4 separate regions of the Homo sapiens genome follow, and all the other regions are linked to region 2. The links are chromatin contacts, found by Hi-C or POLR2A ChIA-PET in ENCODE. All regions are on one chromosome and are shown on one strand. Each heading gives the region's core, a stretch centred on a gene start or an enhancer-like site at or near the end of the contact. The rest is flanking DNA. Distances are from core to core; before and after follow the strand shown.

The links. A loop is a pair of places that touch in the nucleus more often than their neighbours do. ChIA-PET counts read pairs that join two places held with the same protein, here RNA polymerase II (POLR2A). Pooled maps may share reads with other maps.
Region 1: a map of CD8-positive, alpha-beta T cell shows a loop between it and region 2 (8-fold over the local background). The contact joins the promoter of SELENOM here to the promoter of DEPDC5 in region 2. A Hi-C loop is called at or near these places in 2 of 168 maps with a recorded cell type or tissue (both CD8-positive, alpha-beta T cell), 1 of 37 single-sample maps with no recorded cell type and 8 of 50 pooled maps.
Region 3: a loop to region 2 is called in a map of B cell, with 12 times the contacts of the local background. The contact joins the promoter of RNF185 here to the promoter of DEPDC5 in region 2. A Hi-C loop is called at or near these places in 3 of 168 maps with a recorded cell type or tissue (B cell, CD4-positive, alpha-beta T cell and naive thymus-derived CD4-positive, alpha-beta T cell), 2 of 37 single-sample maps with no recorded cell type and 10 of 50 pooled maps.
Region 4: a map of naive thymus-derived CD4-positive, alpha-beta T cell shows a loop between it and region 2 (6-fold over the local background). The contact joins the promoter of SMTN here to the promoter of DEPDC5 in region 2. A Hi-C loop is called at or near these places in 1 of 168 maps with a recorded cell type or tissue (naive thymus-derived CD4-positive, alpha-beta T cell), 8 of 37 single-sample maps with no recorded cell type and 13 of 50 pooled maps. POLR2A ChIA-PET finds 5 or more read pairs at or near these places in 1 of 52 experiments (HCT116).

Annotation. Positions count from the first base shown.
Region 1 is chr22:31,103,823-31,110,019 of GRCh38, forward strand. SELENOM (selenoprotein M) reads right to left here and starts at 3,746. Exons shown (of 5, transcript NM_080430.4): 1 at 3,555-3,746; 2 at 2,108-2,143; 3 at 1,836-1,870; 4 at 1,386-1,464; 5 at 955-1,306. The coding sequence starts at 3,683. The coding sequence ends at 1,148. It overlaps LOC105372995 (a long non-coding RNA gene), which reads right to left. Exons shown (of 3, transcript XR_938163.3): 2 at 4,249-4,281; 3 at 3,814-4,064. LOC124905100 (a long non-coding RNA gene) reads left to right here and starts at 4,060. Exons shown (of 2, transcript XR_007068063.1): 1 at 4,060-4,286; 2 at 6,157-6,197. It overlaps SMTN (smoothelin), which reads left to right. Exons shown (of 21, transcript NM_134269.3): 21 at 494-802. RefSeq lists enhancers at 1-930, 2,430-3,202.
Region 2 is chr22:31,751,454-31,758,274 of GRCh38, forward strand. It overlaps DEPDC5 (DEP domain containing 5, GATOR1 subcomplex subunit), which reads left to right and starts at 2,566. Exons shown (of 43, transcript NM_001242896.3): 1 at 2,566-2,711; 2 at 3,409-3,526. The coding sequence starts at 3,469. It also overlaps the pseudogene RN7SL20P. RefSeq lists a silencer at 2,331-2,640.
Region 3 is chr22:31,158,083-31,164,573 of GRCh38, forward strand. It overlaps RNF185 (ring finger protein 185), which reads left to right and starts at 2,100. Exons shown (of 7, transcript NM_152267.4): 1 at 2,100-2,221. MIR3928 (microRNA 3928) reads right to left here and starts at 2,037; the gene lies at 1,980-2,037.
Region 4 is chr22:31,078,719-31,085,322 of GRCh38, forward strand. SMTN (smoothelin) reads left to right here and starts at 2,600. Exons shown (of 21, transcript NM_134269.3): 1 at 2,600-2,738; 2 at 4,461-4,591. The coding sequence starts at 4,541. RefSeq lists silencers at 2,482-2,641, 6,040-6,319, 6,500-6,604 and an enhancer at 5,720-5,789.

The DNA of each region.
Region 1 (6,197 bases), core at 2,496-4,995, 650 kb before region 2:
TACCAGATCAGGCAGCTAGCAGACAATCATCGGTGGACCACAGGGCCACTAGAGTGAGACCTATCCATAGATAAAGATTGGCCAGTGATGAAGCCCATCTGGGTGCAAAGGCCGAGCTGAGAGGCTTCTACCAACTGGAGTGTGCCAGTGAGGGTGAGCAGAAGGTGGTCTCCAGGGAGAACATGGGCAGGGTTTGGAGCCAGCACCTCCCCAGGGTTGGAGGAAGCAGACCCAGGACCTGCCTGACTGGGATGGGGCTCTCTTCTGCCATCTCCGCCTCCACCTGCCTAGCTCTGCTCCCCCGCCCCGAGAGATGCCTCCAGGCTTGGGTAGATGAAGCCAGGGGCTTCCTGCCTTCCTGGAAGGCTTTTCCCTGTCTGGAGTTTATGAAAGACCAGCAGGCAATGCGGCAATAAAAAAGACCTTGGGGTAGAGGGGCGCCACGAGAGGCGGGTCTGGCGCTGACATCCAACCCCGTGCCCCCTCCCTGCAGGATGCTGGTGGACTGTGTGCCCCTGGTGGAGGTGGACGACATGATGATCATGGGCAAGAAGCCTGACCCCAAGTGTGTCTTCACCTATGTGCAGTCGCTCTACAACCACCTGCGACGCCACGAACTGCGCCTGCGCGGCAAGAATGTCTAGCCTGCCCGCCCGCATGGCCAGCCAGTGGCAAGCTGCCGCCCCCACTCTCCGGGCACCGTCTCCTGCCTGTGCGTCCGCCCACCGCTGCCCTGTCTGTTGCGACACCCTCCCCCCCACATACACACGCAGCGTTTTGATAAATTATTGGTTTTCAACGATCCTGACTCCTCTCTGCGTCTCCTGGGGGTGGGGAGGGGGTTTGAACCGAAGGCAGCTCCGCAAGGTCTCCAACTCCAGCAGGGATCCTCAGAGGTTCTTCTTCCGACCTCCCACCCCACCCGCCCGCAGCAACGAAGGAGTCGAGCCTCAGTTAAGGCAGGAGGGAATTTAGTGGAGCTGGGGAAGGAAGAAAGTGGGGTTGGGAGAACCTCCCCAACCCCATCCCTGCTGGCCCGGGGACGGGCATCGGCTCTCAGCAAGAGAAGTATTCCCGGGATGCTGAGCGCTTCATTCTGTCTCCAGGACTCAGGCAGGTAGGTCCCAGCTCCGCCGCGCCCCCGGACCTACAGGTCAGCGTGGTCCGAAGTTTCCTCTGGGGGCTTCGCGGGCGCCCACACGTACTCGGGGGGCACCTGCGCGTCGGGCGCCGCCTTGCGGTAGAAGCCGAGCTCCTGCACTAGCGCATTGATCTCTTCGCGGGTCATTTCACTGAGTGGGATGCGCTGAGGCGGAGGAGGGGCGGGGTCAGCAGGCTGGGCCTCGCCTCTGGCCTCGCCCCCAGCCCACCTCCCACGGCCTCACCTCTAGTTCCTCGTAGCGGCGGCCCAGCAGCACGAGCTCAGGGTCGGCCCCAGGGAGGTGTTTCATCACCAGGTTGTGACTGGAGGTGGTGTTAAGGAGCGGGGTGGTGGGCAGAGGGAGGTGGTGGTTTCCGCAGCCTTACTGATGGGAACAGCATTGCCTCCTTTGCTCAGAGCTTACTCTGTGCCCGGGAGGGGCCAGGGTCTCCGCTTATACGTGAGAAAATTAGGGTTCAAAGAAGTAAAGGGCCCTCCTCTCCATTCTGTGGCAGTCATCACTAGTCAATCTCTCTTGCCCACCCAACATGGAGACCACCTCAGAATCCTCTGGGAGCCACTACCAATCAATTCAACTTGTCAGTTGAAAACCATCTGCCACCCCTTTCTGAAGTTACGTGGAGATTCTCCCAGGTGCCCATCCCATTTCCCCTCCCCCAGAACAGAAGGATACTAGAATGGAATGTCCTGCGTGACGAAAGCCTTCACCTGGGGAGGAACCAGAGCATCAGAGACCATGACCTCAGTCTACTCGAGGTACAGACGAGACACTGAAGCCCAGTGAGGTCATAAAGCAAGTCAGGTGCAGGCTAGACTCTCAGCCTAGGCTAGACTCTCAGCCTAGGGATCCTTCCCCCCTCCCCGCCCCAGTCATTGGGACCATGTTGCCCACTCCCCAAGAGGCTCAGGGGGAACAGAGCTAGGGACCTCTTCCTTCAAACTCACCTCCTTTAGGCGGTTCAGCTGTCATCCCCCGCAGGTCTGGAGGGGGATAAAATGGGATAGGTCAGGAGTCCTTCACGTTTATTCCAGTCACATCCCCAAAGCCATACTTCCTTATCCCTGAGTTGGGTCGGGCTGTGAGTTATCCCCGGATCAGCAGTTCCCAAGGTCTGAAGGAAATGCTGGACCCTTGTGGGCAGAAGGGGGAACTGTGTATACAGGTGGGGAGACTCAGGCCTAGAGACACCAGGGGAAAAGAGCAAGGCCAGAGACCCACAGTGTGCCTGCCAGCCTTGGGGCCTGTACATCCTACTGGCTGTGGACTGACTCCCAATGCCCAGGGGAAATGATCACCCTGCTCCTCTTAAGCAGTAGAGACCTGGGCTTGGCCTTTGATCCCTGAAATCTCACAGTGGAGGCAGAGCAGAAGGAAACACCTCAGAATGGCCCTGGGGGCCCCCATTGGAGACACCTACCATCTGGTCCCTACTCTACACAGGCAGACCTCACCCTGCCTGCCACCTGCGGCCCAGCCCCACAGACCATGTGGTTGCTTCCCTGACATGGGAGGATGGGAGGGCTCCTCCCTGCCTTCCCTGAGGAGATGCCACCATCCAGCAGGAGTCTAGACCCCAGGACCACCCACTCCAGCCCTCCTCCATCCTACCCTCAGCCCTTTTCTTAGAGACAGGGTCTCACTATGTCCCCCAAGCTGGTCTTGAACTCCTGGGCTCAAGCAATCCTCCTGCCTTGGCCTCCCAAAGTGCTGGGATTACAGGCGTGCACCACCGGCACCCAACCATTCTACACCCTTTTGTCAGACAGAGCTGACAAAAAGCTCAGAGGCGGGCTGTGATGGTCAAAGTCACATAGCAAGACAGGGACTCCGAACGGGAATTTCCTGGTTGGGGGAGGATGGGAGGCTGCTGCAGAGTAAATGTTGGCAACCAAGTTCCCAACTCGGTTGCCCCTCCGAGTTGGCCCCCTTCCCCGGATCCTGCATATGGGAGGAGGCACCCAGAAAGTCTTCTTTCCCCCCAGGAGAAGGAAAAGAGACTTTCTGGAGCCTCCAGCCCTGGAACCGGGTCGGGGGGGAATTCCAGGAAAACATGAAGTGATGGGGGATGGGAAGTTGGGACAGGATTGGGAGTCATAGGCCACGAGAAGAGTTAGGAGACTGCGTCAGTGTGTCTGGGTGTCCGCTGTCGGACCGGGTAGGGGGAGCTGGGGAAGGGTTCGGAGTTCCAGGCCCCAAAGTCGGTGTCTCAGGCTTCCACGGTGGATGCTGGGGCCATCTGGGGCTAGGGAACAGGAGGGATGGTCCCGGCGCCAGGGGGAAAGCAGGGAGACTCGCGGTTCGAGGTGGTCTTGGGGCCGGGACGGACGGTGCTCCCATGGGGCCGCAGGGTTGGGGAACGATAGTGCCGGGGCTGGAGGCCGGCGTACTCACCTCTACCCGGGCGCGGGTTAGGCCGCTCAGACGGTTCCAGTCCGGCCGGTAGGCAGTGGCGGCTGTGGCTGGGGCCACAAGCGCCGCGAGAAGCAGCAGCAGCGCCAGCGGAGGCAACAGGAGGCTCATCGGGACCCGGCCGCAGATGATGCGCAAGCTGGAGGCGAACCTCCGAGTCGCTGCGCCACGTCTGGGCCCCCAGGCTGGCCCCGCCCCCGCCCCCGCCCCCACTCCCGCTAGAGGCCCAGTCCCGCTGGAGACCACGCCCCCAGCGCTCGGTCTCCGCCCCAGGACTCCCCGCCGTTACCTCCCGCTAGCTCAGGGCGAGGTCCTGGCTCCTCCCTGGCGTTTGGGCCGTCACTTTCCCAGGTCCGAGAGTGTCGACGCTCCTTTTGTCGACCGAGGATGTGGACGCTCCCCCAGGATGCGGCCAGGCAGCGCCACCTCACGCCGGCAGAGGGTGCCGGCGAGACGCTGAGGGACACTGGAGTTTCTGAGCCGAACCTGCGACTTTAAGATAGGGAAACTGGTAGGACATCCAAGAAAAAAAAAGGAAAGAAAGAAAGAAGAATAAATAAGGGAAACTGGCTTTCTGAGGACTCCTCGCTTTGGAGCGTGGGAGATGAGGAGTGAGGTTCGGTGGAGGGGGTGCGGCTTCTGGGAGCCACTGAGACCTACCAGCGTGTCTTCTTACCATCCACAGCTACTGCTGAGCAGACTTTCTGACCTGGGGTGAGGAAAGGAATTTGCTATTCAAAGGTGGGAAAATGCAAGGAGGGTTACAGCTGATAGGCCACAACAGGGTCTTAAATCAGCTGGGTTAAATTTATGGAGTCAGGATTTACTTTTTTTTTTAATGTGGCTATCCAATTCAATTAAAAATCTTGTCTTTTTCATTGCTACTCTGCCGCGTTACCTCTGTTATATATAAATAGGCAACCACGGCCGGGCGTGGTGGCTCACACCTGTAATCCCAGCACTTTGGGAGGCCGAGGTGGGTAGATCACTTGAGGTCAGAAGTTCGAGGCCAGCCTGGCCAACATGGTGAAACCCCATCGCTACTAAAAATACAAAAATTAGCTGGGCGTGGTGTGGGCGCCTGTAATCCTAGCTACTTGGGAGGCTGAGGCAGGAGAATCACTTCAACCTGGGAGGCAGAGTTTGCAATGAGCCGACATCCTACCACTGCACTCCAGCCTGGGCGACAGAGACTGTCTCAAAAATAAATAAATAAATAAATAGGTAACCATATAAATATATGGGAGTCTACTTCTGAATATCATACCCTATTCTAGTCCTTCAGTGGGTTTGTCTAACTACGCTGTCTTATTAACTATAGCTTTATAGTCAGACTTGACATCTGGTTGTGTGTTGGTCCTCTAGCTTTGTTCTTTCTTTCTTTCTTTTTTTTTTTGAGACGGAGTCTCGCTCTGTTGCCCAGGCTGGAGTTCAGTGGCCTGATCTCGGCTCACTGCAACCTCCGCCTCCCGGGTTCAAGCAATTCTCCTGCCTCAGCCTCCCGAGTAGCTGGGACTACAGGCACGCGCCACCACGCCCAGCTAATTTTTTTGTATTTTTAGTAGAGATGGGGTTTCACTGTGTTAGCCAGGATGTTCTTGATCTCCTGATCTCATGATCCGCCCGTCTCAGCCTCCCAAAGTGCTGGGATAACAGGTGTGAGCCACTGCGCCTGGCCCATTTTTTTTTGTTTTTTTGTTTGTTTGTTTTTTTGAGACAGAGTCTTGCTCTGTCAGCCAGGCTGGAGTGCAGTGGCACGATCTCAGCTCACTGCAACCTCCACCTCCCAGGTTCAAGCGATTCTTCTGCCTCAGCCTCCCAAGTAGCTGGGATTACAGGTGCCCACCACCACGCCCAGCTAATTTTGTATTTTTAGTAAATATGGGGGTTTCATCATCTTGGCCAGGCTGGTCTCGAACTCCTAACCTCAAGTCATCCACCCGCCTTGGCCTCCCAAAGTCCTGGGATTACAGGTGTGAGCTGCTGGGCTGGCTATTTTTTTTTTTTTTTTGAGACAGAGTCTTGCTCTGTTGCCCAGGCTGGAGTGCAGTGGCTCAATCACAGCCTGAACCTCCCAGGCTCAAGCAATCCTCCCACCTCAGCCTCCTGAGTAGCTGGGACTACAGGCATGCACCATCATGCCCAGCTGATTTTTTTTTTTTTTTTTTGAGACGGAGTTTCACTCTCATTGTCCAGGCTGGACACTCTCATGTCCAGTGGCATGATCCGGACTCACTGCAACCTCTGCCTCCCAGGTTCAAGCGATTCTCTTGCCTCAGCCTCCTAAGTAGCTGGGATTACAGGCGTCGGCCACCACACCCGGCTAATTTTTTGTCTTTTTAGTAGAGACGAGGTTTCACCATGTTGACCAAGCTGGTCGCAAACTCCTGGGCTCAAGTGATCCTCCTGCCTTGGCCTCCCAAAGTACTGGGATTACAGGCATGAGCGACCATGCCTGGCCTGTGGCCTACATTTTCCTGTGGTGAGGGCCATGTGTGATCCCACAGCCTCAGTAAGCCATCGCAGTCTAGCTTTGTTCTTCTTGAAGGTTGTCTTGACTATACTTGGCCTTTCACACTTCCAGGTACAATTTAGGGCCAGCTCGTCAACCTCCACAGAAAAACC
Region 2 (6,821 bases), core at 1,316-3,815:
AGCTGGGATTACAGGCGCATGCTACCATGCCCAGCTAATTTTTGTATTTTTAGTAGAGACAGGGTTTCACCATGTTGGCCAGGCTGGTCTTGAACTCCTGACCTCGAGTGATCCGCCTGCCTCGGCCTCCCAAAGTGCTGGGATTACAGGCGTGAGCCACCACTCCTGGCCTTCAGAGTTTCTTTATGAGAGTTGCCAAATTAAAAAGTTAAAATATTTGCCTTTTGGCCGGGCGTGGTGGCTGAAGCCTATAATCCCAGCACTTTGGGAGGCCAAGGCGGGCGGATCACGAGGTCAGGAGATCAAGACCATCCTGGCTAATACGGTGAAACCCCCTCTCTACTAAAAATTATAAACAATTAGCCAGGCGTGGTGGCGGGCACCTGTAGTCCCAGCTACTCGGGAGGCTGAGGCGGGAGAATGGCATGAACCCGGGAGGCAGAGGTTGCAGTGAGCCGAGATCGGGCCACTGCACTCCAGCCTGGGCGACAGAGGGAGACTCCGTCTCAAAAAAAAAAAAAAATTTGCCTTTTTAAGATGTCCCATTATGGACATCTCTCAGGAGAAGGAATCAAATTCCCTTGAGGGCTAAGAAGAGAGAATCCTATTAGCTTCCCCAGGGATGGAAGAATGTCCCATCAACCACCATTGCTAAAGACAAAAACTATCTTGGGGGATCTAGGTGTATCTCCTGAAGTGGCAACATAGAAACATTTTTTAACATAACATTGTTATTCTTAAAAAATTTTGTAACTGTTGCAATCCACTGTATCACATATGTTTTATTACAAGATAAACAATTTCAGCCAGGAGTGGTGGCTTGGCCTGTAGTCCCAGTCCCTTGGGAGGCTGAGGCAGAAGAATCACTTGAGCCCAGAAAATTGAGGTTGCAGTGAGCTATGATAGAACCACTGCACTGCAGCCTTGGCAACAGAGCTAGACCTGGTCTTGGGGGAAAAAAAAGGCCCGGCTACAGTGATTGGTGCCTGTAATCCCAGAACTTTGGGAGGCCAAGGCGGACGGATTACTTGAGCTCTGGAGTTTGAGACCAGCCTGGGCCACATGGCAAAACCCCGTCTCTACAAAAAATACAAAAATTAGCTGAGCATGCACCTGTAATCCCAGCTACTAGGAGGCTGAGGTGGGAGGATCGCATGAGCCAGGCAGGCAGAGATGGCAGTGAGACGGGATCATGCCACTGCACTCCAGCCTGGGTGAGGGTGACCTCATCTCAAAACAAAAACAAAAAAACAAACAAACAAAAAAATTGCAATTACTTAACACTTGCATTATTTACCTAACTTCTCCTGAGTCCCAACATAAAGGCATCCATGCTTAAGAACGTTGCTTGTCCTGTCCCAGGGTCCCCTTGGTCCACTGCAGAATCTTTCACTACAGTGTAACATGTTTTTTCTTTCAACATTTTTAAGTTTTCCAAATCCGTAAGAAATGGGCACTGTTAGTATTAAAGATATAAAGAAATTTAAGACAAGTGCTGTGTCGTTTAGATTTAGCAGTCAGTGTGATTAGAAGCAGCAGAGGAGAGGCGTGACCCAAGACACCGATTCTAGTTATAAGGTCTCTCTGGCTTCAAGAGGGGAAGCAGGGAGTCCCTATCGAGTTGCTGCCGCTCAGGTCAGAAACGGTGGACTGGACTAGGGGGCGGGGGTATCAGTGGCAGCAGGCGGAGCTGGCAATTGTCAGGAGTCCTTGGCCAGAGCCTGACCCAGCCCACCCAGCTCTCTGGTTTTCTGCTTGGAGAGAAAGATATCCTGACAGACGCGAGTTTAGGCAGTGCCCTGGGTATGACCAAAGGATGTTGGTTAAAGGCCCCGTTCTGGGAACGGGTCAGGATTCGTCCTTGCTTCCTTCTGAAGGGTTTTGTGTCCTCAGGCTGTTTCCTGGTTTGTGAAATAGGATAGTATCTGCCTCCTGCATCCATCAGGTAATAGGGATGCAATGATTACATAAGGACTATGAAGCCACGGCAGCCATTCTTATTAATAACCTGAGGGGCGCAGAACGTCGTTTAGAGTTTGCAAGGGTTTGAAAAGCCCCCCGTAAGTGGACACTTCCCAGCAGAGGCCATCACCCTAACTCTCGCGTGCTCAGCCCCTTGCATTTTACAGAAGTCCTCCCAGAAACTCTCGTTGGCGCCTCTTAGCTGCCCAATGAGGCCACATGAGTCATTAACCTCGTTCATATAACAGAAAACGGAGCTCTGACGGATCTCGTTTCCCCTGTGGGGAGATCACTGAGTCGGAAACGAAGCTCTGTGGCCATGGATCTACTTCGGATAGACTAGGAGGAAATGGATTTCCTCCGTGGGGCGGGAGGCTCTAGTGCTCGAGGGCAGGAAACGCCAGGAGGTGGCCCAAGGAAGAGGCCGCACACGACGCCCCGCCCCCGGCTCGAGCCCCGGATGAGGAAGTGGTGCGGCCACCGAGACGAGACGGAGGCCCGGCGAGAGCGGCGCGGGGGCGCGAGGGCGGGAAGGAGGCGGGGCCCCGGGGCGGAGCCACCGGAGCGGCGCGGGTTCTCAGGTGAGCGCTACACGGTCGGGGCGGGCCTAGTAGGCGCTTCAGGCTTAGGGGCGGAACAGCGCGGGCCGCGCGGGCGTAGGCGGGGTATCTGGAGGAGGCGCAGGGAACCTGGAGAGGGTCCAGCCCTCAGTGCCCCGGCCAGAGGCGGGAAGGGGCTCTAGAGCTTCGGTGAGTGGAGCTGCCCGCCCCGGACTGGGGATTGGGGGGGCTTGAGATAGGGGACCTTGGCCCAGGTTCGAGTTCCAGGCTCCATCCCCATTCCGCTGTGTGACCTTGGACAAGTCTCTCTCCCTCTCTGAGCCTCAACGGCCTCAGCTGTGAAACGGAGTCAGGGAAGGTCTGCTGAGAGTTCGCACAGACCGAGGTTTGGGGAAGGAACTTCTGCCTTCCTCCTCTTTGTGGTTGCCTTGCTCAGGACATTGGCAGCAAAACGAGAATGGTGGGAGTGTCTCTTAAGTCTCGAGTGACCTTGAGCAAGTCCCTTGCCCGGAGTCACACTTTCATCATCTACAAAATGAGTGGGCTAACCTCTTTTAAGATCTCTTTACTATTTGGGTGTTATTGGTGTAGATGGAGACAAGGTGATGAGCACCCATTCAGCGCAATGCTTCCCCTATGGGGGTGTGATAGAATATCTTCTCCTAGGTTTGACTAGCCCCTGGCCCGAATTCCCCTTAGTTCCTGGATTCTGTGGTTCTATTTGTTCTCCATCGCTCCTTGTAACTGGAGGAGTGACTTCTTCCGAGAGTCACTTGGCACCACTTCACAGCAGAGGAACACCAGTATCTTCACTGGCCTAAAATCAAAGAGTGGTTGCAAGGAAAAATCTGACATTCCAACCTTTTCGTTTGTATTTCTGTGGCAGGGAGGCAAGATGACTTCTCTGCCCCAAGCTTGGAACAGCTAAAGGGAAAAACAGTGCAAGATGAGAACAACAAAGGTCTACAAACTCGTCATCCACAAGAAGGGCTTTGGGGGCAGTGGTCAGTATCGATTGGTCTTTAGAGGTTTTGTAAGTTGGCTGAGGTTCTGGTGTGTGCAATACCTAGAAATTACACACTGACTCGTGTGACAATTGAGGCTAAACAGGCGACTAAACAGACTAAAGCAGCAACTGTCATACAGTAACAATAGGAGGATGGCAGGACCCTTCTAATGCATTTGCATTCAGACTTTTAAGGAACATTGTGAATGCTGCCGGTTTACTACCCTTCATTTGTTGAATTGCATTATTAATTACAAATCTTCCGTGTATGTTCCATAAAATTCCAGCCTGCACTGGTTTGGCAGATAAGAGAAACTAAAATCGTTTATCAGTTTTTACATTGAGTGAGAGAGAAGTGGCATAGATGTGCATAGAGCAGGTATGATCAAAGCATGAACCTTTGCCTGGCTTGTAGGCATGGGAAGAAGGAGCAGGATACAGCATGTTATTCTGCACTGAGCTATAGTCTGAGTATCTACTCTGCTTCTAATTTTCCTGGTGACCTTGGGCAAGCTCCTAGTGTACCTTATCTGAAAGTTGAAGGGCTTTAGAATAGTTTCTCTTAACATCTATTTTTTTTCCTTTCTTTTCTTTTCTTTTTTTTTTTGGGACACGGTCCCCCATGTTGCCCAGGCTAGTCTGGAACTCTAGAGCTCAAAAGATCCTTCCACCTCAACCTCAACCTCCCTAATAGTTGGGATTACAGGCGTGAGCCACTGTACCCAGCTCTCCTTAGTGCCTTGAATCCATAAATCTGAAGAATAAAAGGGCACTTAGTATAATTTTTTTTTCTTTTGTAAGGGAATAATTTTCCATTCTGTCTTAACAGCATTATTTACTTCAGAAATTGGAGTTAACAATATAATGAATCTTTTTATTTTATTTTATTATTTATTGGCATTTTTTTTTTGAGACAGAGTCTCGCTCTGTCACCAGGCTGGAGTGCAGTGGCGTGATCTCAGCTCACTGCAACCTCCACCTCCCAGGTTCAAGCAATTCTTCTGCCTCAGCCTCCCGAGTAGCTGGGACTACAGGTGCATGCCGCCACACCTGGCTATTTTTTTTTTTTTTTTTTTGTATTTTAGTAGAGAGGGTTTCACCATGTTTCCCAGGCTGGTCTCGAACTCCTGAGCTCAGGCAATCCGCCCACCTTAGCCTCCCAAAGTGCTAGGATTACAGGCAAGAGCCACCGCGCTGGCATGAGTCTTTTTAACATTGTATTTTAGGGTGTATTTACTTCTACATTATGTAGGTATAAGCCTCCAGAGGGGAAGGACTGCCAAAAAGGGAAAACAATAGTTTCTCTATCATAGAGCATTGTGAGGCTTAAGTAAAGTGATACATGTAATGCATTTAGCAGAGTGTTAGACTCTGTGCTCAATAAATGTAGCCATTGTAATTACCAGGCTACAGGCATTGCTATATTTAAACTACAATTTCTGCTAAAATGCACAGTCTATTGTTATTACTTTGATGCTGTTGATGTTGCCTAAATATTTGTGGAGTGGAATAAAGCAAATAACTTTTGGCAGAGAAAAGAATACAAGGATACAGTATATACAACGTATACAAATACATGTTTTTATGTATAAAATACAAAGGTAGTTAGATGCTGTATCCAGTCTTCTGCAAGACTATAGGTCAAAATACAACTAACAGCTGGACATGGTAGCTCATGACTGTAATCCTGGCATTTTGGAAGGTCAAGGTGGGCAGATCACATGAGGTCAGGAGTTCAGGACCAGCCTGGCCAACATAGTGAAACCCCATCTCTACTAAAAATACAAAAATTAGCCAGGTGTGGTGGTGCGTGCCTGTAATCTCAGCTACTAGGGAGGCTGAGGCACGAGAATTGCTTGAACCCAGGAGGCAGAGGTTGCAGTGAGCCGAGATCATGCCACTACACTCCAGCCTGGGCAATAGAGCAAGACCCTGTCTTTAAAAAAATAAAAAATAATAAAAAAAAAAGAAACAACCAACAGATATTTATTAGGTGTATACCTGTGCCAGACGTAATGATTATGAATGCCACAAGGTTCTTTGTCCCTAAAGAGTTTTCAGTTTGGTAAGATAGACATGCAAAAAGGAAATGATAAAACCAAGCAGAAGGGGATATGTTCTCAGGGACCTTAATTCAGACTATGTAAATTAGGGAGGAAGCTCCAAAGAGCATTTGTCGTGAAACTGTCAGTGGAAACATAGCAAATAAAATTAGGGATTGCTGGGTGCAGTGGTGTATGCCTGTAGTCACAGCTACTCAAGAGGCTGGGACAGGAGGATCACTTGGGCCCAGGAGTTCCAGACTATAGTACATTATGCTGATTGGGTGTCTGCACTAAGTTCTGCATCAATATAGTGACCTCCCAGGAGTGGGGGACCACCAGCTTGCCTTAGGAAGTGTGAACCACCTCAGGTTGGGAACAGAGCAGGTCAAAACTCCTGTGCTGATCAGCAGTGGGATTGTCCCTGTAAATAGCCACTGTACGCCAGCCTAGGCAACAGCAAGACCTTATCTCTAAAAGAAAACAAAAAAATTTGGGAGTAAGCCAATGTTTCATTTTACTAGGCTAAATTTTTGTTGGGTCTGATTATATTTGAAATCTAGATAAACTTAATTGTCATGATATTAGCATAATTAAAGGTGATGTCTTTCCTTGCAAATTAAAACAGCAAAACAGTCATTCTGTCTTTATGCTTCTGAGTTTGCAATATTTGATAGAGTTCTCCCCATCCCTAGTAGAGGGGCAGGGGTAGATAAACATGAAACCACATCCCTCTTATTTTATTTATTTATTTTTTTGAGATGCAGTCTCTTTCTGTCACTCAGGCTGGAGTGCAGTGGTGTGATTTCGGCTCACTGTAACCTCTGCCTCCCGGGTTCAAGTGATTCTCCTGCCTCAGGCTCCCAAGTAGCTGGGATTACAGGCTCCCACCACCACACCTGGCTAATTTTTGTATTTTTAGTAGAGACGGGGTTTCGCCATGTTCGCCAGGCTGGTCTTGAACTCCTGACCTCAGGTGATCTGTCCATCTCGGCCTCTCAAAGTATTGGGATTACAGGCATGAGCCACTGCTCCTGGACTCTCTGAGGTTATTTTCTTACTCCTGTTAGATCTAAAGATTTATTGTGACGGTCACATTAAGACACTGTTTGGGAAATTCTTTGAACATTGAATAACTGTAACGAATTGTGCTGTATCTGTGGGAACCAGCCTGTTTTGTTCCTGTTATATGCCAGATACACAATATTTGAGGGGGTAAAAGGCTGTCCAGAAGCCTAATTCCCAGATACT
Region 3 (6,491 bases), core at 850-3,349, 590 kb before region 2:
GCCATTTTTGTAGTTCGAACAATGCTCATGTTTTGTCTGGGTTTAGACATGATTCAAGTGGTTTTGTTATTGTCTTGATCCATCATGGTCACATAGTGGCTTTGTTTGATGTTGATGTTCTGTGAAGTTTTTATGTTCAATAAGAGAACACACCAAGGTCTATTTGTGAGTGCCAGACCATCTCCTGGATGTCAGGGGCTGTTTTTCTCTTAGCGCTTGGTTTCAAATCCAGGTTTGTGTGACTGGAAACATCCCTTGTATTACTTCTTGATCACAGGAACTTGCAAAGGTGGCTGGCAGACTAGGACTTTCATCTATGAGCTTATTTCATCTACTATTTTTTATTTTTTTTTCTGAGATGGAGTTTCACTCTTGTCGCCCAGGCTGGAGTGCAATGGCACGATCTTGGCTCACTATAACCTCTGTCTCCTGGGTTCAGGCAATTCTCCAGCCTCAGCCTCCCAAGTAGCCGGGATTACAGGTGCCCGCCACCACGCCTGGCTAATTTTTGTATTTTTAGTAGAGATGAGTTTCACCATGTTGGCCAGGCTGGTCTCGAACTCCTAACCTCAGGTGATCTGCCTGCCTCGACCTCCCAAAGTGCTGGTATTATAGGCGTGAGCCACCGCGCCGGCCTTTATCTACTATGTTCACCTCCTACTCAGGTCCGATCCCTAACCGTTCCTGGGATAACTGTAGGTACTTAATAAATGCTTGTTGAATGAATGAAGATGGCTGTCAAGAACTCCAATGACTGCTTGAGTGCAAATCACAAGCTCCATCACCTATCAGTATGTGATTTGATACAATATGTATTAACAGCTAATCCACAATCCATATTCAAATTTCATTACTTGTCCCAATATTGTCCATTACAACTATTCCACCACCACCACTACCCCAGTCCAGGGTCCTATTTAGAATCACACACCACATTTTGTTGTCATGCTTCTTTAGTCTCCTTTAAACTGGAACAGTTCCTCAGCTTTTCTCTGTTTTTCATGACAATGAGTTATTTTGTAGACAGTGTCCTTCATTTGGGGTTCTCTAGCACTTCCTCATGAGATGTGTACGGTGCACTTTTGACAGAAATACCACAGATGTGTTCTCAGTGCATTTTATTAGGAGGCCCTTGATCTGACCCATTAACTAGTGGTGTTAACTTTGATCACTTTGATCTGTTTGTTCTGCTAGGTTAAACCTCTGTAACATCACCATTTTCCCTTTGTAATCAATAGCTAATTTATGGGAGACACTTTTGCTGTTGTAAACATCCCGTTTCTCTAGTTTTACCACACATTATTGATTTCCTAATTCCACCATGTTTATTAGCTAGCATTCTACTAAAAGGAAGACTTTCCCTTCACCCATTAATATGCTCACTTCTTTATGTTTGTAAAGACTCATGGATTACTATTTTATTCAATTAGTTATACTCTATTACTATCACTCCATATTTTGATTCTGAAATTGCCCTGACTTGGCCAGTAAGATCTCCTTAAAGACAGCTCCTGTGTTCTTTGACACATTCCCATGATTCTTATTACCATCATCCTTATATTCTGGTGTAACAAGATGTTCCAAGTTTATCTGGTACTTTCCGGAATGAGTTAGTTCTTTCTCTCTCTCTTTTTTTTTTTTTTTTTTGACGGAGTCTCACTCTGACGCCCAGGCTAGAGTGCAGTGGTGCGATCTCAGCTCACTGCAACCTCCGCCTCCCGGGTTCAAGCGATTATCCTGCCTCAGCCTCCCGAGTAGCTGGGATTACAGGTGTGCGCCACCACGACCGGCTACTTTTTGTATTTTGAGTACAGAGGGGTTTCACCATTTTGGCCAGGCTGGTCTCGAACTCCTGACCTCAAGTGATCCATCCGCCGCGGCCTCCCAAACTGCTGGAATTACAGGTGGGAGCCACCGCGCCCGGCCGGAATCAGTTTTTTTCTTTTAGGAGCCCCGAACCCAAAGCTCTTTGAAAAGCTGCCGAAGCTCCAAGGTTCCTCCGCTTCCTGCCCGCAGGCGGAACCTTAGAGCTTCAGCCATGGAAATTAACCTCTTCCGGTTGGGGCCGGAAGTCCCTCCGAGAGGGGCGGCTCCGCGTCATGTGACTGGAGTCCGCGTAGGAGGGGTCGGAGGTCTTACCCAACAGATTGACGCGGCGTTAGTATTGGCCGTGTACCCGAAAAACTGATTGACTGGGCTGGCGTTAACTGTGCGGAGGCAGGTATGTGAGGGGCTGGGGTTGGGGCGGGGGCGCCAAAGTTTAGGGACGGGGGCGGGAGACCCGGGTCCGCCTTCCCAGGACACACGGGCTTGAACATCTGAGCCCAGGGGCCCAGAGACAGCAAGACCGGTCGTGTCTGTCCCCGAAAAGAGGACGAGCTGGCGTTGTGGTTCTGCGTCCCATGAATACAGATTGGGGAAACTGAGGCCTTGCGAAAGAGAAGGGCTCCCACAAGCTCTCCTTTCGAGGCATGGGCACTGATTCCCATTCTATCCCCCGTGCGAGACCGCCTCTATCATCTGGGAGTGCATTTCACGAGTTTGCCCTGAGTGGAGAAGCAGAGGCCGGGGAGCGCGGTGAACAGAGTTGGGCTGAAAGTAAGAGACCTGGATTCGAGACTTCGCCACCGACAGACAATTGTGCGTTCTGGGCCAAATCTCTTCCCTGTGCTGGGCCTCAGTTTTCTCGTCTCTAAAACGGGGCAGTGTTTTTCAAAATATGGTTCTTACACCATCTGCTTTGTAATTCTCTGAGATGCCGGCTTTACAGCGCGGGACTCAATTCAGACTTCTGGTTTAGAATCTGAACTTATGCGTAGGGGGGTCCTGTATATACTAATGTTTGAAGCTCATTGATTTTAAGTGCTTTCCTGCTGTGAGCACTAGATATCCATTCTTCGCTTTGAGGCAGCTGGTGCCAGTTCAGGAACTTTGAAAGAACTGGAATGGTTAGCTCAGTAAAGAGAGCACTGGAAGGGAATTAACTTTTTAAAAATTGAAAATACTGTTACGGCAAAGAGGGCTTCCACTTCATCTTTAGGCTAAAAGAGGCAGAACTAGGACTAACAGGTGAATTCTACAGGAAGGCAAGATTTTTGCTTAATAGAAGAACTTAAATGGAAGAATCGTCAGAGGTGACCACCGATGGAGTGAATGGATTGCCTCCGTGCCTCCTTTCGAGGGAGGTATATAGGTATTAGATGAAGGTCCTTTCCAACTTGAAAGTCTGTGATTCCAAGGAGTTGTTCTGCATCTTTCTGGTGCTGACTCTGCTCTCAAGGCAAATGTGACTTTTTTCTTCTCTTTTGACACTTCCATCACTTTAGCCTACATCTCCTGTAAATAAGGCCAATGCATCTGACCTTACATAATCTCTTCCTGGTTGTCCTGTGCACCATCCTTCTTTTCAAGGACTTTGGAATGACCCAATATCTGATAGAGGCACCTTAAATGTTTATTGAATGAATAAGTAAACTGGGTCCCACCCCATGGGTTAGTAGCTTTTTTCTAAGAACAAGTTGGAAATGCCTCTGAAGATTTTATGTTTGACCAGGAGAAGCCAGTGAACTCTGAATCACAAAATTGAGGACTCTCAGTTGAAAGCACCCCTTGAGGTTGTTCAGACCAGCCTTCTCTTCCCTGGAACATAATCCCTGCTTGAATCCTCTCTTCAGCAATATGTGTATAGATGTGAGAGAATTTTTGCAGTCTGTTGGCTAGCTTTCCATGCATCATATAAAAACAGTCCTCTTATAGACTTGACTTGCCAGTTCACACACATGACAAGTTCCAGCTTTTTTTTTTTTTTTTTTGAGTATTTAGTAGAGATGGGGTTTCACCATGTTGGCCAGGCTGGTCTCGAACTCCTGACCTCAAGTGATCCGCCTGCCTCAGCCTCCCAAAGTGCTGGGATTTCAGGTGTAAGCCACTGTGCCTGGCCTCTAGCATACCTTTGGTTTTCTAATCAAACATTATTATGTCCTTATTTTGTGCATTACAAAGCTCTGCCTAAATCACTTTTTCAACACCTGCTAGAATGCTTAGGAATGTTTATGTTGTCTTAGGGAGCAGAGGCTCCATATTATGACCCAGTTCTGCTGACTTGCTCCCCCGCCGCCACAAAAGTTAGGGTTGAGCCAAAACTTCCTGCCAGTTATCGACTTGTGTTTCCCAAGATTAAAAAATAAAAAAGTTGTGAAATGCTTATTCAGATGTTATCCAGGTACTGGGTAAAATGATCTTAATTTGTTGGAGTTTTTAGAACTTCTCGATCTAAAAGTTTCCTTTTAAAGAAGTGTCTGAATTGACATTCTCATAAGTATGTTCTTCAGGCCACTGGTCTGAAGAAGTGGCTCTGAAAAAAGGATTTGATGCTAATAATAAGTTTGAGAAAGCCACATACCATTATTCTTTCTTGGAGCTTCTCAATGTGTAATACCACATTAAAACCACTGAGAGGTCCTGCAATAAGGAAATGTGCCTTATAAGCCAAGATAATAACTTGTTCCATTTGTTTAATCTACTTGATGTCAAATCTTTTTTTTTTTTTTAATTGAAGCACACGTTAGCAAATTCTGACCTAGAGTGGGGATCTGCATACTATATATAGGCTGTGAACCAAACCTGGACCTACTGCTTGTTTATATGGTCTGTGAGCTAAGGGTGCTTTTTACATTTTTCTTTCTTTTTTTTTTTTTTTTAAGACGGAGTCTCGCTCTGTTGCCCAGGCTGGAATGCAGTGGCTCCATCTCAGCTCACTGCAAGCTCCGCCTCCTGGGTTCATGCCATTCTCCTGCCTCAGCCTCCCGAATAGCTGGGACTACAGGCGCCCACCCCGATGACTGGCTAATTTTTTGTATTTTTAGTAGAGGTAGGGTTTCACTGTGTTAGCCAGGATGGTCTTGATCTCCTGACCTCGTGATCTGCCCGCCTCAGCCTCCCAAGGTGCTGGGATTACAGGCGTGAGCCACCACGTCTGGCCTGCTTTTTACATTTTTAAATGATGGGAAATAAAAGAAGAATAATATTACATAGGTGACAATTACAGGAAGATAAAATTTCAGTGTTCATTTCAGTCACACCCATTTATTTATATTCATATATATTTACATATTGTCTTTGGGTGCTTTAATGCTACTCAGTGGAGTTGATTACTTCCCATAAAAACCATATGGTCCACAGAGTCTGAAGTATTTACTCTATGGCCCTTTATGGAAAAAAAATTGCCAATTCCTGACCTGCATCGTGTACATTTTTTTTTTTTGAGACAGTGACTCGCTCTGTTGCCCAGGCTGGAGTGCAGTGGCACGAACATAGCCTACTACAGCCTTGACCTCCTGGGCTGAAGCCATCTTCCCACCTCAGCCACCCGAGTAGTTGGGACTACGGGCACACACCACCACACCCAGCTAACTTTTAGGTTTCTTGTAGAGATGAGGTCTCACTATGTTGCCCAGGCTGGTCTCAAATCTCCGAGCTCAAATGATTCTCCTGCCTCAGCCTCTCAAAGTGCTAGGATTACAGGTATGAGCCACCACTCCCAGCCATGTATTGTTTTTTAACTTTTTATTTTATTTTATTTATTTATTTATTTATTTATTTATTTATTTGAAACGGAGTCTCACTCTGTCCTCCAGGCTGGAGTGCAGTGGCGCAATCTCGGCTCACTGTAACCTCCACCTCCCGGGCTCAAGCAATTCTCCTGCCTCAGCCTTCTGAGTAGCTGGGACTACAGGTGCACGCCACCTTGCCTGGCTAATTTTTGTATTTTTAGTGGAGACGGGGTTTCACCATGTTGGCCAGGATGGTCTCAATCTCCTGACCTCAAGTGATCCACCCACCTCAGCTTCCCAAAGTGCTGGGATTACAGGCTTGAGCCACCGTGCCTGGCCCCTTATTATTATTATTATTATTTTTTAGATGGAGTTTCACTCTTGTTGCCCAGGCTGGAATGCGGTGGGACAGTCTCAGCTCACTGCAACCTGTGCCTCCCAGGTTCAAGCGATTCTCCTGCCCCAGCCTCCCAAGTAGCTGGGATTACAGGCATGTGCCACCACACCTGGCCAATTTTTGTATTTTTAGTAGAGGTGGGTTTCACCGTGTTGGCCAGGCTGGTCCTGAACTCCTGACCTCAGGTGATCCACCCGCCTTGGCATCCCAAAGTGCTGGGATTACAGCCGTGAGCCACTGCGCCTGGCCTTTTTATTTTGAAATAATTTTACTCTTATACTAAACTTGCAAAAATAATTCACAAACTTTCTGTATATCTGTCATCTAACTTCACCTAATGTCAAAACTGTACATAATTATATCAGAATTATCCAAACAAGAAATTTAACATTAATACAATATTACTAGCTAATCTAGAGACTTTATTCAGATTTTGCTATTTGTCCCACTGTGTCCTTTTTCTGTTCCAGGACCCAATCCTGGATCCTACATCACATTTAGTTGTCAAGTCTCCCTGGTCTCATCAGATATCTGGGACAGTT
Region 4 (6,604 bases), core at 1,350-3,849, 670 kb before region 2:
AATTTTAAAAATTAGCTGGGCGTGGTGGTGTGTGCCTGTAGTCCTAGCCTCTTGGGAGGCTGAGATGGAAGGATTGCTTGAGCCAGGAGTTTGAGGCCATGGTAAGCTGTGATCATGCGACTGCACTCCAGCCTGTGGGACACAGCAAGACCCTGTCTCCAAAAAAAATAAAATAAAATAAAAACAAGTGTGACACACAGTTTATACACCACTTCCCTAAGAAGTCTTCCAGAGCTTCCCCCATCCTAGTGGCAGCAAAGTGGAGGGAAGGGGCTTCAGCATCAGGCAGAATTCCACTTTAGTCTGAATGCCTTTACTAGGCCAAGGTGCCTTCACCTCCCTGAGCTTCAGCTTCCTCTGTCGAATCAGAGTGTACCTATCTTGCACAGTGGTCACCTGGCAGTAGTGGGAGCCCCACGTCTGACATGCAACAGGTGTTCAGCAAATGCTGGGGCCCTCGTCACGGGATGTTTACTCTTTCCTCGGCTGTAGCTGTAAACTTCCCTAGCACTGTACCGGACTGCCCTTTGATCTCTAGATCACCCCCACTCCCTTGCAGAGAGGAAGACAGAGGCAGGCGGGTATGTCTGGAGGTGGACCCAGGCACTAAGGGCTTGAAGGGGCAGGACCCACACATCCCTTCCATAGGGCCAAGGGCTAGTGAGCGCATGTGCCAGACAGTAAATCCAAGCATGGAGGAACTCACCTGTACCATTCCTCCTAGCCTACAGTAGGGCAGGGAGAAAGGAGGGCATTAGCACAAAGCAGGCCATTCATTGGAGCTGGTGACCGCCATTCAGGCAGGCCCTGAAAATCAGAGGTGGCCTAGGTGTGCCCTGCATGAAGGGGAGGTCCCAAGGGACGCGTGAATTTTGAAGTATTCAGAATTGGTCTTAGAGGGCGCCTGACCCTCGTTCTGGATAATAACATGGCATCTCGCCCAGGTAGAGAAAGCCTAGGACCTTGAAATATGTCCTCCGAAGTGAGCTCTGTTTGCCTCTCCTGCTGTGTAGCATTGACAAGTCGCTTTCTTCTGTGCCTTGATTTTCTTTTTTCTTTTTTTGAGACAGAATCTTGCTCTGTCGCTTAGGCTGGAGTGCAGTGGCACAATCTCGGCTCACTGCAACCTCTGCCTCCAGGTTCAAGTGATTCTACTGCCTCAGCCTCCCAAGTAGCTGGGATTACAGGTGCATGCCACTTGCCCGACTAATTTTTGTATTTTTAGTAGAGACGGGGTTTTTGCCGTGTTGGCCAGGCTGGTCTCGAACTCCTGACCTTGGGTGATCCACCTGCCTTGGCATCCCAAAGTGCTGGGATTACAGGCATGAGCCACCGCACCTGGCCCGTGCCTTGGTTTTCTGATGTGTAAAATGGGACCACTTCTCAGGGGTGTGGGGATGAAATGAAATGACACATGGAAAAGACTCTCAGTGTGGAGACTGGGCCTTTCCTTAGATGGGGGCTGGGGGGTGTCACAGAGGACCTGAACCGGGGCTCTTCTGGGTTAACAGGCTGAAACCACCTCCCCAGAATCCCACATTATAGTGGTTAAAAGCAGGGTCTGGACTCAGAAGGTGCTGGGTATGAATCACAGCTTTACTACTTATCAGCTGTTGTCCTCATCTGTAAAATGGGGCAATAGTCATGGTCTCATGTGCTTGTTATGGGCATTATATGCCTGGTACATGGCAAGTACAAAATAAATGATTTGTTATTGTTTTTATTTGACAGGACTCCAGACCCCATCCTCCCAACTCCACCCACTTTAGTCTCCATGGAGACCCAAGGGCGGCTTTAGGGCCTCTGGCACTGAAGATGGAATAGCTTTGCCTTGTGGATCTGACCTCCTGGGTACCCTGGCTGATTCCTTGTTTGGTCTTGGACATGTCAGCTCTCTCTGGGCCTCAATTTCCCCCTTTTGCTGAATGACAGCCTGGACTCCATATTCCCTATTTAGGACTCCAGCGCTCCTAAAGGCAGACTCTCAGGGCTTGGAAGGTAGAAGCATGCTACAAGAAGGCAATGTCTGTTCAAAGGTGTGTGGGCTGGGGGAGGCGTGCTGTGTGATTGATTCTGCTCCACCTGAGATGGTCCCGGCACTCCAACACAGGGTCAAGGTGCTGCCAGTCACTCAGTCCCTGCTCTGAGGTGGCTCAGACCAGGTGTCCCGAAAGCAGCCTAGGGACGGCGGCCAAGCTTAAACACTGACGCGAGAAAGGGGTGGAGTCGAGGGAGGGGACGTGGTCTCAGGAACAAAGAGGAGGGCGGAGAGGGGCTGTCCTGAAGGCTCTGAGACTCCTACGACCCCAGGAAACTTACCTCGGCTCGGGGCGCCCCCCCCGACTTGGCGCAGAGCCTGCGTCCCCCTGCCGATGCCCACCCGACTCGCTAAAGCCACCGAGGCAGACGACCCCAAGACTCCCAATTTCCGACCTCCCTGGCCCGCGAGGGGCGGGGCCTTCCTCTCGGGGCGTGGCCGTCAAATTGAATTTTCCCAATGGGGCACGAGAGTGGGAGGTACCCAATCGAGGGTTGGCTGGCGCGTCGGGGCAGGGCGGGGCCAGCCGGGCTGCTGGCGCGGCTGGACGGGCAGCTCTCCGCAGAATCCAGGGGACGGTTGCTGAGCGGGCCTGGGACAGCGGGTCGCGGCACCTCCGGCCTGCGCGTGTCTAATCCGTCTGTCGGGTCCCGAAAGAGCTAAGCCGAGCCTGCGCCGGACGGGTGGGCTGGACTGAGAGGTGGGTGTGCGGACCTCGGGGGGGATCCTGGTGCTGCCCCAACGTGTCCGGGGGTGGAACCCGGATGTCTAGACAGGAGTTCTGGAACGTCCAGACCTGGGAGCCCCCACCCATACGAGAGGTCTAAGCCATGGGATAAAGTTATGAGACTGTTGGGGGAAGACGCCCCCGGATTCCTAAGAGACTCCACGCCCCACAGGGGCGCTAGTCTGTGGCGGCAGAAACCCTGGGGAAGCTGCCACAGAATCCTGAGGCCCCTCACAATGTCCGGCGACCCCAGACTGTGTGACAGGGAGATTGGAGAAGAGCAGCGGCAGGGATCTTCTTATAATCCCATGGGTGTCCTAGATTAGGCATTAGGGTCAGCTGCCCCATAGAAGAACAGACATGGGGGGAATCAGAATGTCCGCAGAACCTAAGGCTGGTGACCACTGGACAGTCTTGAAGAGGTTTAACCCAGACAGAGTAACTAGGTAAGAGGCAAGGATCCTAACAGGCAGAGATTGGGAGGTTGACACCTCTGAGCCTACCAGGATGGGAGGGGGAACAAGCAGTGACTTGAACAGGCTGGGACCCACACACCCCAACTGTGTGGAGCGGTAACCCTCACCCCCCACCCATGCACCGTATGGGGTGACTTCCCAAGTGACTGTTCTGAAGAGAGGGAAGGGATGATTGAAAGATGAATCAACAGGAGGTGGGGGGCAGGCCTGGGGCCACACATTAGTCAGTCACCATACATTAACTAAGCATCCACAGTGTGCCAGACCAGGGCCCCTCAAATTCCAGACAGACATTAGTTGGGGCTACAGGAGGAAGGAGAGATCTGCGCTGGGAGGCTGGGCCAGGATTTAGGGGTCCATTTTGATGGGCAGCACTGGGGCAAGATGGGGCTCTTGCCTCTGTCACTGAGAGTGTTCCAGGCCCTTGAGGGCACTTTGGAAGGGAGCTTCGGAAGCCGGAGATGACGAAGATTTTGATTACATCCTTCTCTGCCCTCTAAGTCTTTGGCTTCCTCCTTGCTCAGTGACAAATCCTTGGCCCTCTCCAATCTTCTCAGTTTGCCTGAAATCCAGGGGTTGGGCAGGTCAGCTTCTGAAAGCCCTTCCAGGTGGGGAATTGAATTCTGTATGAATTGGCAGGAGGTGCTGGGTGCCTGGACACCTGGCTTCAGGAGGTCTGGACAGCAGAGCTGGCTCCAAGAATCGGAAGACACAGTGTACCTTCCTATACCTGGGGGAATGACAGTGGTGGTGGCAGCAAGAACTACGGGTTCAGCCCACAGCCAGAAGCTGAGCCTGCGGAGTGGGTGGGGGCTGGGTAGGCCCTGTGGATGGGTGGGTGGGGCAGGAAACTGGAGACTGGAGTGCACCCCCTGGTGGTAAGCACAGCTTGGGTGGGTCTTGCCAGGCCCTGGCTTCTCAATCCAGGTCCCTGCCCTCCCTGTTTTGAGGTTTAGACAGGATGAGAGTCCATCCCAGGCCACACAGCAGACTGGCGGCCAAGCTGGCAGGGCTGGAACCAGAGACCCCCTACCCTGGGTTTGGTGAGTTTTCCAGCAAACCACCCTAGGGCAGAGGGCAGCTTCCAGCCAGGAGCCACATTATAGGATGGGACAGTAATGGACGCTCCTAGGTTAGAGAGGGAAAGTAAGGCACAGAGCCTAAGTGCCTGTGGTTTCTGGAAGCCCCAGCATGCCTGATTCATGTCTGTCCCCTGCAGAATTCTCTGAGCTGGTGACAGGTGCCACAGGCACTGGGGATCTCACCAGAAAGGAACCGACGGAGCTAGGGGCCAGCGAGATGGCGGACGAGGCCTTAGCTGGGCTGGATGAGGGAGCCCTTCGGAAGCTGGTAAGTGGCCCCATCACCCACTGTGGGGACAGGAAAGCCAAGCCAGAGAGGCAGGGTCAATCCAGGGTACCTCTCAGCTGACAGGAAGAAGTGATGGGGGAAAGGTCAGGAGGAGGGGGACATGGGAACAGGGGTAGGCCAGTTCCATGTGGCTGATGCAGAGGCCCTTGTGGCATGTGCCTGTCCATGCCTGGTACTGAAGCCTAGTCCCTCCCAACCCTCCACAGCCACCACCTGTTTAAACAGTAACTGCTGTAGACTCGCCCGTATGCAGCCACAGGTGTGGGGAGGCTGGATATGCCTCTCCAGAGCAATAGCTCGGGCAATGCCCACCCCTGGAAGCTGGCCCAGTGATAATGGTAGCAGCAATGATTAATAATGCCAAGGCCTGGCAGGGGGCAGGCTGGGTACTGGGTATACCATGTCACAGAATAATCACAGCAGCTCTGAAAGCCTGGGCACTGCGACTCAAGAGAGTTAAAATCACCTGCTCAAGGACACCCATCTAAGAAGGAGCTGTGCCAAAATCCCAACCCCATAGTGGGCCACGGGGGACCAGAGTCCTGGGAAAGTCAAGGCTGGACGAGGCCATAAGAGAGAGACAGGTTTTGTGGGCCCTTATGGATTCTGTGGCTTCTCATCTCATTTTTCTACTCTTGAGTCTCAGTTCCTCTACCTGTAAAATGAAGGGAGGGAGGGAGATGTGTTTGCACACAAGCTCTAGGTCCTAGAGTTGGCATGGGGACAGAATGAGGCATGGACCCAGATCTCAGGTGGAGGAAAGATGAGCCCACTCCATCCCCTTTCTTGTTCCTCTTCCTGAGAGCCCTGTCTACCTCCATGCACAGAGGCCGTAGGGCAACCCAGTGGGGCAGGGCTCCTTCCCCAACCCCAAAGGCCAGGCAGCCTGACCTGGAGGAGGGGCCAGAGGAGCTCCATCTCCTCAGTCCCTGACCCTTGTCCATGGGGGTAAATTAAAGATTTACTTTACCTAGAAGACAAGTGACCCACCCCACTCTCATACCTTCCCCCGCAGGCAGAGGCTGGAACCAACCAGCGTAGCCCAGCCACTGGGCAGTGCCCAGCTGCTGCCATGACCTCCCCAAGGCACTCTGCCTGTATGTTCTCGGACCAGCGCATTAGACTCTCTGGGTGTCTGCCTCTCCACTATCACCGCAGGATGTGTGCAGCCTGGAGGGGATGAGGTTAGGTTTCCAAAGGTGCCCGCCAGTCAGTTCGACCTTCCCTCAGGAAGTCCAAGTCCCAGTGGGGGTCGTAGAGGCAGCACAGTCCAAAAAGAGGGAATGCCAGGCCTGGTTCCCGCACATCCTCATCTCAAGGTATCCACAGGCAGGCTCAGGGTTCTTCAGCCGCCACCTCCCTCTCTTAAGCGAGGCTCGGGCGGCGCTGGAAAAGAGTTTTGGAGAGAAGCTGGAGCAGTGGTTGAATCTCTGGGAAAGGACAGATGAGAACCTGCCCCGGTCTCGGGATCGGTGCCTCTCGAAGTCTTTCCGACCCCGGGAGCGGCTCCTCCAGCACCCGGCGCCCGCCATTACTGCGCCCCGCGCGCCGGCCCGGCCCCCGCTGGCCTCGTGGCAAGAACGGGGGCGTCCCGAGCCGGGCTCCTCCCCGCGGGGCCGGGCCATATAAGGAAAAGCTAGGCCCGCTCCGCCCGCCCTGCGCCCCAGCGTCTGGCCGATTTGGGGACGCGGGCAGTCGCTTCCGGCCCCGGCTCCCGCACATTCTTGAGGATTGGGCCGGGGATGGGAGGAATGGGGACGCCTGGGGACTTGCACGCCGCGTGCCCCTCCACCACCCGCCGGGACGCCCTCTGCCTCGGTCCCGAGTTCGAGTTCGACCTCCGCCACTCAGCTGGGTGTCCTGGGGACCTTGGTTTCTTCCCTTTAGATCCGGACACTGAAGCAGGCGGTAGCGGGTGTCTTCCTACCTGGCTACCCCTTCGGCGCCTAGCGCGAGGCAGGGTGGGCGAGGCGAGGGCGGCGCCCTGCGAGG